Regions from separate parts of the Mus musculus genome. Here region 1 is linked to region 2. Evidence: chromatin loops called from intact Hi-C (ENCODE). Cell type or tissue: heart. All regions are shown on one strand. Each heading gives the region's core, and the rest is flanking DNA. Links, peaks and the distances in the headings are about the cores only.

What was found. Peaks named below come from ENCODE experiments on the same cell type or tissue, not always from the same donor. Only the 100,000 strongest peaks of a DNase experiment are listed, where the experiment ranks them.
Region 1: a loop joins it to region 2, with 2.3 times the contacts of the local background. A loop is called at or near these places in 4 of 42 quality-filtered maps.

The regions. Positions count from the first base shown.
Region 1 is chr14:67,270,105-67,275,482 of GRCm38, reverse strand. The region is part of intron 6 of Ebf2 (early B cell factor 2); the gene reads right to left. Among named protein-coding and RNA genes, the nearest start is that of Gm52149, 8.0 kb to the right of the region's middle. In heart, for the core only: a CTCF peak has its summit at 3,060; DNase peaks (open chromatin) are centred at 782 and 3,162; H3K4me3 peaks cover 881 bases; H3K27ac peaks cover 1,860 bases.
Region 2 is chr14:67,354,645-67,360,022 of GRCm38, reverse strand. The region is part of intron 6 of Ebf2 (early B cell factor 2); the gene reads right to left. It overlaps 4930438E09Rik (RIKEN cDNA 4930438E09 gene), which reads left to right. Exons shown (of 6, transcript NR_045961.1): 4 at 3,273-3,374. Among named protein-coding and RNA genes, the nearest start is that of 4930438E09Rik, 40 kb to the left of the region's middle. In heart, for the core only: no CTCF peak of the experiment used is centred there; DNase peaks (open chromatin) are centred at 2,272 and 2,782.

The DNA of each region.
Region 1 (5,378 bases), core at 232-5,231, 85 kb after region 2:
CACTTCCCTATCCATTCCTATGTGACTCACTTCCCTATCAGCTCCTATGGGAAACCAGAGATATCATTTGCTTCCCTCAGTGGCCCTATCCCATTGGATATGGTTTGCTCTCCACTTCCTTGGAGCTGTCTGTTGCAAACTCTCTGATCCAGAGCTCACGTATAGAAAGTTTTAAATGTTTATAAACTCAAAGCAGGTGTGTCAAGAGATGGACGACAACTGAATCAAGCAAAACAGAAGTACAAATTCAGAAGGAAATGAGCCTGGGACTCCAGAAAAGCCTAAGACACAGCAGGACAACACACTATGAAGCCACTGAGTGGGAGCTGGGCTGGATACTAGGACTGCACTGAGACCCTGGATCTCATTCACATCTCAGATCCCTAAAAAAAAAAAAAAAAATCACTTTCCCATATTCTTGTAGCTTTGCAAGTACATACGCACACACACATACCGTGGAGAAAGAAGGTTCTGACAACACTCAAGCCCAGCCTTGTATAACATGAAAAATAGACATCTCAGGTCTGTATATGTGTGTGTGTATGTGTGTGTGTGTGTGTGTGTGTGTGTACACACACACACACACATACACACACAACCACACAACCACATATAGTCTTACCAGATATCTCAGCAGTTCTCTCTGCAAAGAAAGATATGGCCGCATAGTTTCCACGTGAAACAGTTTCAAACGTCCTACATTTGGGCTGTTCACAGAGGCTAATATTTGAATGCACTTGGGACACTCTGTCCCCAATTCCAATGTAATCATCATGACCAGCAGGGCCTGGGAGATCTTTGAGGTCAATATTAGCTTTCACCAATAGCATACAAGATGGACTGAAGTGACACCCGGGGGTGAGTCTATTTTTACCAAGTAGTATTTACAACACACTCTCCTCTCCTAGTTTATAAGCTCAAGAACTTTGTGGAAAATCACGAGGGCCCTAGCGTGGCCATGCGTGGGCTTTCTCCCTCTGGTTGCTAGATTCCACGTCTACCCTCTTCCCTTTCTGTATCTGAGCGGCAGGCAATACTGCAAAGCCAACTCTACCTTTACCACAGTGAATGTGTCACCTGAGAAGGATCTGGAAAGGTTGAGTTCCATAGCCATTAAATGTATGTCCCACGGCTGATCGAGAGCAACAAGCCAGTCTGCTGGAGCCACTGTCAGATAGAACAGAGGTCACCGAAGACCTCAGGAGGCGTACAGCCCAGCATCCGACATGCCATCCAGCAACACAGTCAAATAAATGAATTCATAAACAAGCATTTTATATAAAAATCAAGAAAGCATAATCTGGAGATAACTTGAGACTTGCTATTTTTCCCTAAGTATTGGAAATGTTAACATCAATATTAAATCAGCATTTTATCATCTGTGTTCGTCTTATCCTGGGACATTTGTTTTCCCAGAAACTAAAACGGAACGAGGGCGGGAGCTACTCTGTGTGGAAATGCAGAGTTTATTGACCACCTCTAGTATAATCTAGCTAGCTTTGGTCCAGTTTCTCAACTTCCCAAAATCAATTAAAAGTGAAAAAAATAAAATAAAAAACAATAACAGAGTATAGATGAAGTTGTAGATCCAAAGCTTTTACGCCAAAATGCTTGTGCGTTTTTGTTTTGCTTTGTTTTGTTTTGTTTTTAATATAACATGCTTAAAAACTGAAAACGTTTTTTGGATTGCTTACATACTCTGAAGTGCTTCCTGCCTACATATCCTCAGAACTCCCCAGGGCTTTGCCTGGACACATGGAAAATTTCAAGTTGAGCCATTTTTAAGTTATCCATGAGTGAAAGCAAAGGGGGGGTGGGGGGGGCGCATGAAGTGGGAGTTGGAATTTGTCATGAAAGAAGGAAAAGGCATTTTGCTCTTTCTCTTCTGATCCTTGAGCTCTTCACAGCGGCTCAGCATGATTTCCCCGATTTGTGGGGTTTTGTTGCGGTGGTTGTTGCTGCTTTTCCACAAAGCACAGAATCACCTTCCAGCCGAAGCCAAGTATGAACGGATTCAGTGTGCCGTAAGAGAGAGCACCAGGGAGTTCTTCAGGCACGTCTATTCGGAACCATAAAACTAGCATTACCAGACGCAAATCAGATCACATGTCACAGTGATAGATAACCGCCCAAGTCATAAAGCAAACACGTACTTAGTATCCATCAGCCAGAAACGTGTGTGTGTGTGTGTGAGTTTAAATTTTTTTATTTTGAAGCATTAAACACAGAAATAATTTTGTCAATGAGGGGTATCACTGGAACAGGAGCAAGCAGTGCAAAACACTGGCTTCCTGGATATAGATACTCCTAGGTGCTGTCTCTGCCAACTCTGGTAATCTGTAAGAGGCTCACTGCCCCCTAAATGAAAGTTTCCGAGATTCTTCACAAACATAATATCCATGGGGTATCATGTACAATCTAGTGATGATGCCAATAATGAACAGCTAGGGTAGAAGGGAGTAGACAGTCCAAAACGTTTGAAAGTCCATGGGCTAAACAAGTTAAGTACGGAGGAGAAAACCAAACTAGTTTACAGGGAAACACCTCGCTCAGAAATGTAGTTACTGAGTTCATGAATCTCACATAAATAGCTGTAGACGCTGCTGACTTCCTAAGCCAAGGGGGAAAACATGTGTTTGAAGAACAAGGAGAGAAGCCAGAACATGGAATAATTGTCTCACTGGACGCCCTCGGCTACAGAGACTGTTGGCTGAGACTCCCATTAAGGAGAAATGGAGAAAATGGATCAGAGATACTGCCCAGCCAGGATGGGAAGAGACTTTATTTTTACAAATAAACGTGTCTAAGAGATAGGCTGGACATCAGGGAGGAAAAAAAAGTGGGGAAACCCAGAAGAAAAAGGAGCCTGAGGTCATGAGGCCCTCCTGTCGCCAATGGAGGCTGTTGGGGAAGAGAAAGCAAATATTGGCACTGTATGGCTGCGGTGAGTTTCCCACTTCTTCAAATATAACTTTGTGACTGTGTTTAAGAGAGTTGCCCACTGTTATTGGTCTAATGAGCTAACTCTGAAATCTGAGCTAAAGACAGCTCCCTAGTGGCTGCTCACTGTTTCACAGACCAAAAGGAAACTTCTTTCAGGGGCCCATCAGGGCGAACCACTGCTGACAGCTTGGAACGGCACAACACAGATTTATTTCGCAGACAGCCACAGACAGGAATTTAGCACCCTGTGCTGGCCTCCTGCTTAGAGGAGAAGGTGTTAAAAAGCAACCATGCAGAGCCCTCCCTTGAACAAAACCCAGTAGCGACTAATCAAGCGGTCACCCGTTCCCAGCAGAAAATACCCAGCGATGTGGGACTGAGTGCAGGAGAGGGGTACAGGATTCTGACAGCTGCTGCTGGGGGCCGAGGAGGTGGAGTGTGAGAGCTGCCTCTGAGAGCTCTAAATATTTTGCATGACCTTTCAACTTACAAATTAATTGATTTATAAACAACGGCAAATGCTATTTATTTATTTATGACATCTTGGAATGCCTTCTCTGGATCCGAGGGCACAGCACTGTTCTCTGATGCCGGCGGAGATTTCAGAAACATCCAGTTGTGGGCTCAAGTAGGCATCAGTGAGCAGCTCTTTACCTGTCTATTCAAGAAACTTCCCCATGCCTACCAGTTCGTGCATACAATTGTCTGTCAGCCTTGTTTTCTGTGTGTCTTGTATATGTATTCATGTGAGCTCATTCATGTGAGTTCACACGGAAGGAAGGAAGGAAGGAAGGAAGGAAGGAAGGAAGGAAGGAAGGAAGGAAGGAAGGAAGGAAGGAAGGAAGGAAATATAGACAGACTTTAAATGCTGCCCTTATCTATACTAACATTTTTCATAAATAATCTCTTCAGATCACTTCTCACCATTTGAATTCTTGAACATTGGCAATAATAACTATTAATAAGTAAACACTGGTGAAAGCGAATAAATAGGTAGTAAATAAACAAATGATCTGATACTCCTTTGATTGATGTCACATGCAGCAATGCCTAAGGCAGAGATGGCCACTAACACAAGGCTCAGCCTCCCAGCAAGTCTTTAAGGAACGGAAACATGAGAACTCATGGAACAGCTACCATTGGCTCAAAGGACTCCTGGCAGAACCAAGCTCAGTTTGTGTCCTGCCATAGTAGGCTCCTCTCAGCAAGGTAGCAACTTTCAAGAAGGAAGAACACTTGTTTAGAGTTTGGATATTTGGTTTTGCCTTTTTTTTCCTTTCTTTCTTGAAGTTCTATGTTATCCTCTATCTGGGACATGTAGGTAGCCCAAAATTTGTTTGTTTTTTAGTTTTGGTTTTGGTTTTTTTTTTTTTTTACAACAATGATAAACACATGGCTGGACAAGGGTCATCTCAAAGCCCGGTCCTCGGGGGCTACTCTCTCTCACCTTACTGTGGGAACTATGCAAAGGGAACCGAACCCCAGGGAGCTACAACCTCAGGAACAGGGCAAGCAAGGATAGCAACTTCCTCACCTTAGCAAGCCAGACTCCAGGGCTGAGCAGGGAACTCGTTCCTGTTTATTTTTCTACTTCGTCCACATCTTTGCAAACATGTGAGAGGTCCTGGGTCACTGATACTAGTTAAAGGATTGGAGCTTTAATTTTGTACTTGAAATTAAATGTGGGGCAGGGGTTGGTGTGGAAGGAAGAGAAGCCATAGGTAGACTCCCCAAACTTCCTTTCCAAGGAAGGCTGCCCCATTTTCGACAGACATAAATATGAGTGCTAATGTTGACATCGATTTTACTAGGAATATTACAGTAAGTATATTTTAATGTAAAATAAAATGAGATTTAAAGCAATACAAAGAAAAATGTAGCCAAAGGTAACCAACTGAAAATCAGCTAAGGAACTTTCCCTAACCTTAAATTGAAAGTCTGGAGGCTGGGGATGTGGCCCAGCTGGCAGAGTGCTAGCTTAGTTTGTATGGAGCCCTCTGTCCCTCTGTCCCCAACAGCGCATAAACCAGGTATGCTGGGGTTTGCTGGCAATGTCAATACTCAAGAAGTAGAGACAGGAGAATTAGAAAAGTTCAAGGTCATCCTTGGCTACATAGTGAGTACTGAGGCTAGCCTGAGCTACATAAAACTGTTCCCAAAACAGCAAGATGTTTGGTACTTATTCTGCTTATTCTGTCTGTCTGTCTGTCTGTCTGTCTGTCTGTCTGTCTGTCTCCCTCTCTCCCTCTCCTCCTCCCTCTCCCCATTCTCTCCATCTCTTCTTCCTCTCCCTCTTCCTCTTTCTCTCTCTCCCTCTCTCCCCTTCCCTCCTCCTCCTCCTCCCTCTCCCTCTCCTCCCCCTCCTCCCTCTCCCCCTCCCCCTTCTCCCTTCCCCCTCCCCCTCCCCCTCTCCTCTCCTCACCACACATTCTCTC
Region 2 (5,378 bases), core at 53-5,052:
TGAGTAGGCCTTCTGGTCAGTCCTGTTGAAAGAGATTAAATGATTCACCAAAAAATGTTCCTAAAACTTAAACAAAGGTGTCGGGGAAGGGCAGGGAGTGTGCCGCTAATTGTGGCTGCCTGGAAGGAACACTGGTTTAACAATGCTAATAAAAAACAAACAAACAAACAAACAATGCTAATAAAAGACAAAAAGTATCCCTTAAAAAAATTAAAAAACGAGATTCATGAAAACTCATCTGGGTGTGCAGGACTTTCTGTGAACTGTCTCATATGTCATTTTGAAAAACTGGAATCTAGTTTCTTTACAGTTCAGACTAGGAGTGTATCTGGTTTTTTGGATTTTCTTTTTTCTTTTGTTGAAACAGAGAAATGCTTACTGGTTAAACTCAAAGGGTGAAATGTAAGCCCCCGGGCTTCCTCCATGAAGTACTGGCCTGAAGAGTCCTGGGTTCTATGGAGCAGACCTGAGAGTTGAAAAGACTTACAGGGTTCAAGTCCTACCTATGAATGGGCAAGAGGCTTTGTTTAGAGATTTTTTTCCCTTCATCTATGCCCAGTAAATCTTAAATTATATACTCATAGGAGAGAGTATATTCCTCTGAGAAGAAGCCGTCTTGACTATGGAGTTAGCTCCGTGTGCGTCATCCCTGGGCAATTGTTAGAGGGAAGGAGAAACTGAAACTGTGAGGCATCGAAATGCACAGCCATAAAATGGTTAGCTAAAGCCATCACTTCAGCTAATGTGTTTCTCCCCTAAAAGAACTTCCTCAGGAACTTCTCTAATTTTAATTTTTACCAGGAGGGTTTCCTTTCCTGAGCAGGGCTCCTCATTTCTTTATCCTTCCAAGCTGCGCTTCCCCCACCCCGACTTTCCCCAGTTCGCACACTCAGGATGTGCGGTTTTTTTAAGTGGGGTTTTTAAGTGGTGACGACAGCAGTCTCAGCTCATCTGGCGAATCTGACAGCAGGCCTCACCTCCAGCCATAGAGACACATCCACAGTCAGTCTCACCTTCAAGCCAAAAAAGGGAAAAGAGAGAATGTGTGTCCTGACAGGTAGCAGGTGGTACATACGGAATTATCATTGGCCATTAACACCAGGTTGGGTATCACATTAGCCACCTTTAGACTGCATTTGCCAACCACATAAAAATATAGGACCGGGTATTTCAATATTCTGCGGCTCCCTTAGCAAAACAGATTCTTCTATTACTTAGAGGTAACTGGCTTTCATTAAAAAAAAAATTTAACTTTTTTTTTTAAAGAAGAACTAAACCAAGATGATATAAAAGTGAAACTGGGACAAAAATCAGGTCAAGAGTTTGATACAAAAGCATTTGGATATGGCTAATAATATTCTAGAGTGTTGTGAGTTTAGGACTCCATGGTCATATTTAGTCTAATGGGACCCGAGCCCCTCAGCCTGCATGAGATTAGAAGAATCATACGTTTATTTTCCAATTTGTTGTACAAACTTTGCTGGCTCTTGGAACCTCTATTCACTCGGCAGGAATTACCAGCTTTGGGAAGGCTTCCAGACCTTAGTACCAAAGCCAGGAACTTCTTTGCCACGCCATGAGAATGTTTGTCCCGGCTGACTCTTTGTTTTGAAAATGGTCTTTAGTAAGCACACAGAGTACTGGGGTTCACTGTGACAGTTCCGCACTTGTGTTGACACACACACACACACACACACACACACACACACAGAGTTCTTAGTTGTCCCTCCCACTGTCTCTCCCTGACTCCCTCTCCCCTTTCCTCCCCAAAGCCAAACTTCAGCTTCGGGCCATGGGTCTCCATCAACCTCCTCTTTTCCTCCTCTCTGTAATTGATACAGAAAGCGGGCTTAGAATGTAGCTCAGTGGTAGAACACTTGTCTGGCTTGCTTGATGTCTTCAAACCAATGCCCAGTATCACAAGCACACAAAAAATATGAGTGGGTTGGCCTGAACTTGTCTCATAGGCGATGGTCTGATAAAGTGGAGAGCTCCTTTGATCCACAGGGGCCTTCGGGGGCCCTGGAGTTTGGAGTGTAGTTGGTAGCCTCTCCCTATGTGGTAAATTAAAAACAAAAACAAGCAAACAAAACCCTTCCCTTAGGGAGTCAGCAACTGACCTGGAAGTGAAATGTCCCAGCCCTTCACTCAGAGGCTTTCTCAAGGAGCAGCAAGTGAGGCCTGGAAGCCTGGGAAACAGAAGCCACCACTCCCTCGGGAAGACACACAAGACCCAGCCCAGGCATGCTGGGAGAAAAGCCACTCTCAACCAGCGTCCTCTGCTGACTCGGGACACCAGGGACCTGACATCGGGGACCTTCCCTACACTCCCTGTCAGAACTACCACTCCTAAAAATGGCTCTGGCCCAACACCATGACAAGGAAATCATCTTGTCCCATGCATGAGTCAGAATGCATTGGCTGCTCTAAATCCACCATGCCTTCTGGAGGACGCAGCCTTGAAATCAGACAGATTGGAACCCTCCGGCTTTTGTTCTTTTAAAATTAGCCCACATCATGCCAGAGGGAACATAAGAAAAGCGCCCCCGAGAGTGGCAAGGACAGTTCCGTGGGTACAAACACTGGCCGAGCTCCTGCTTAGGAGGCAATGCATTCAAATCCGCAACACCCCTGTGAAAAGCAGGGACCAGCAATCCCAGCACTTGGGCGTTGAGACCGGCAGATCCTGGGAGCTTGCTGGCAGCCATCCTAACAGAAACCATGAGCTCTAGCTTCAGCAAGAGGCCCTGTCTCAAGAGAGCAAGAGGGGAAGAGATCCAACATCCTCTGCTGGGAGGACCCACGTGCACAGGCTCACAGGCTCATGCAGTTACATACCCACTGCATACATCACTCATGACATACAAAGACTAACAAACAGCACTAAACAAACAGCTTGATGGCTATCCCATGTCTCCAGATCTTGAAATTTGTTTAAAATTTTGTGTGCATGTGTGTGTGTGCGCGCCCTTTAGCCTTATGTTTTGAGACAAGTCCTCATTGAACCTGGAGCTGACTAAACTGGCTGGCCAATGAGCACCCATAATCCTCCACGGCACTGGGATTACAGGACTAGGTTGCCCTGTTCTAAATAAGTACTGGACTCTAAACTCAGGTCTACATGTCTGTGTGACAAGCAGTTGGATGACTGAGCCATCTCTCAGCCCTATATAGCTATAATATTTTAATGCCGATGTCGCTAATAGATTGATTTTGCTCTTAACGCTACTGTCTTCATCGGAATTCAATGTTTATGTTTTTTTTTTCCTAAGGAGATGAGTCATTGAAAATGGAAAACAGTACCCGTGTCACCTGCATGGTGCATGGTGTTAACCTCCTCTGCCGCCGTGAGTTCATACAGACAGCATAATGAGGTGATGGTGTGATCTACAGGATAAAAATTAAGAGTAAAGGGATAGTGTCCAATTACTACCTATATTCACAACAATCTCTTCTCTGTCTCTCGCCAGCCCACTCTCACCCCTTGTGCGTGTTCCCTCACATGTCTTCCCCGTAAAATTGGATAATACCTCTGAGGGATGCTAGGAGAATTACTTAGGAGCTTTGGGGAAGACTTAAAACACCTTTAAGAACTTTCTGGTGAAATAGCAGATGCTGTTAATGTTCCTAGCATGGCTTCAGCTTTGCAGTAAATAACCACGCCACACTTGGAGAATTGTCTTTCTACTCAGTCAAAACGATCCTCTCCCTGGAGCTTAGACAGGTGACCCTCCACCTAAAGGGCTCTGTTTATTTCCAAAGAATAAATTACACAGGAGGGGAGCACAGTGGAGAGTAATTAAGTTGCAAGTTGAGGAGGGATCAATGCTTACTCTTAAGGGGTTAAATACAAAGCTGATTACATCAGGCAGGGATCCGTGTTCCATATTCAGCTGTAAAATAAATGGGAGTTCCGTGTTTGGAGTCTGAAACATCGCTCAAAAACACTAAATCAATTTAGCGTCAATAATCGCCAGATATATGCTAGATTAAATGAAGCAATGCAGATTGCTTTGTTCGCAAAGAAAACAGGGCCAAACAGTTTTCCTGAGCATAGCTAATTCCCCAAATCCTCTGGTTCCATAACCAGACGTCTGAGCCTGAATTCTGACTCTTGCAGCCTACGACTTGGCACGGGATGTTATAGGTCTAGCTGTTCCGTGCCTCCAACACACACACCGAATATCAGAGCCGCAAGGTGACGCTTAAGCAACCAGCATTAAGTACAATGGTGCCCGCTGGGACTCCCAAACACACCAGACACAAGTGAAACAAAGGAAGCTGTTCTACAGTGTGGAGCTCAGAGTTTCCCAGGGCTCTTTTAGAATGTTTTGGAAACACCTGTTTGGGCCTTGGGGGGTCGGCCTCACTTTCAGACTGCTCTGTTCCTCCAGCCCCGCCACAGCCCTGTAAGCCCAGTCGTTGTCCCAGGGTTCTGATTATAGGATTGGATGGGGCCCTATATCTCAGAGCATTGGCGCCATTTTCACCAAGGCCCCAGAGAACAGTTCCTTCTATGGGAAACTCTGACATCACTCTCCCCCATTCTAAACTCTCGTCATTTTGAAAAGTTACACTCGGGACAAATTTTATACCTAAAGAGACCTGAGGTTGGAGAATTTCTCTTAGGATCTCATAACTCAAGAAAGATTCCCCCCACCCCTGAACAAAAGTATGGGTGAAGAAAATGACCTAGGAGAGGCCATCAGAATAAGATGTTGAATGAAGACAAGGGGTTGTCCACACCCTGGGTCTATCAACAACCTGGGGTGTCTTTCAGCATGTCAAAAGTACATGCAGCAAGGAGCTGGCAGAGAACCAGGAATCTTGGGGGCCTAAAGAACCTCCCCATTTGCCAGTCTTCTACATTCCATTCCCAAGTCACCCTCACCCACCGTTTCATCAAGCCTCAGCTGTGAACACATTTCTTTAGCAGCCTTTTGACATGAGTCCATACTTGAGTGTGCAAGCATGAGTGTTCCTGTGCATGTGTATTTATACCTATGTGTATATGGATGTGTATGTATATACACATGTGTTTTCACGCATATGTATATATATATATATATATATATATATATATATATATATATATACCAAGGTACACAGACATATGCACACACCTGTGTATATGTGTGTGAACACATGTGTGCCTATATGTGAACATGTGTGTGCATTTGTGAACATCATGTGTGTATGTGTGTATATGCACATGTGTATGTGCCTGTATGCTTATGCACCTGTGTGTTACCACAAAACACATAGCAGCTCTTCACGGCATAAGCAACAGGCAGCCAACTCCAGATAAAGAAAACTGTTTTAAAAGCCTGAACAGCTAGCTATGTGACAGTATATTTTAAGGTTCAAATCTGACTCGC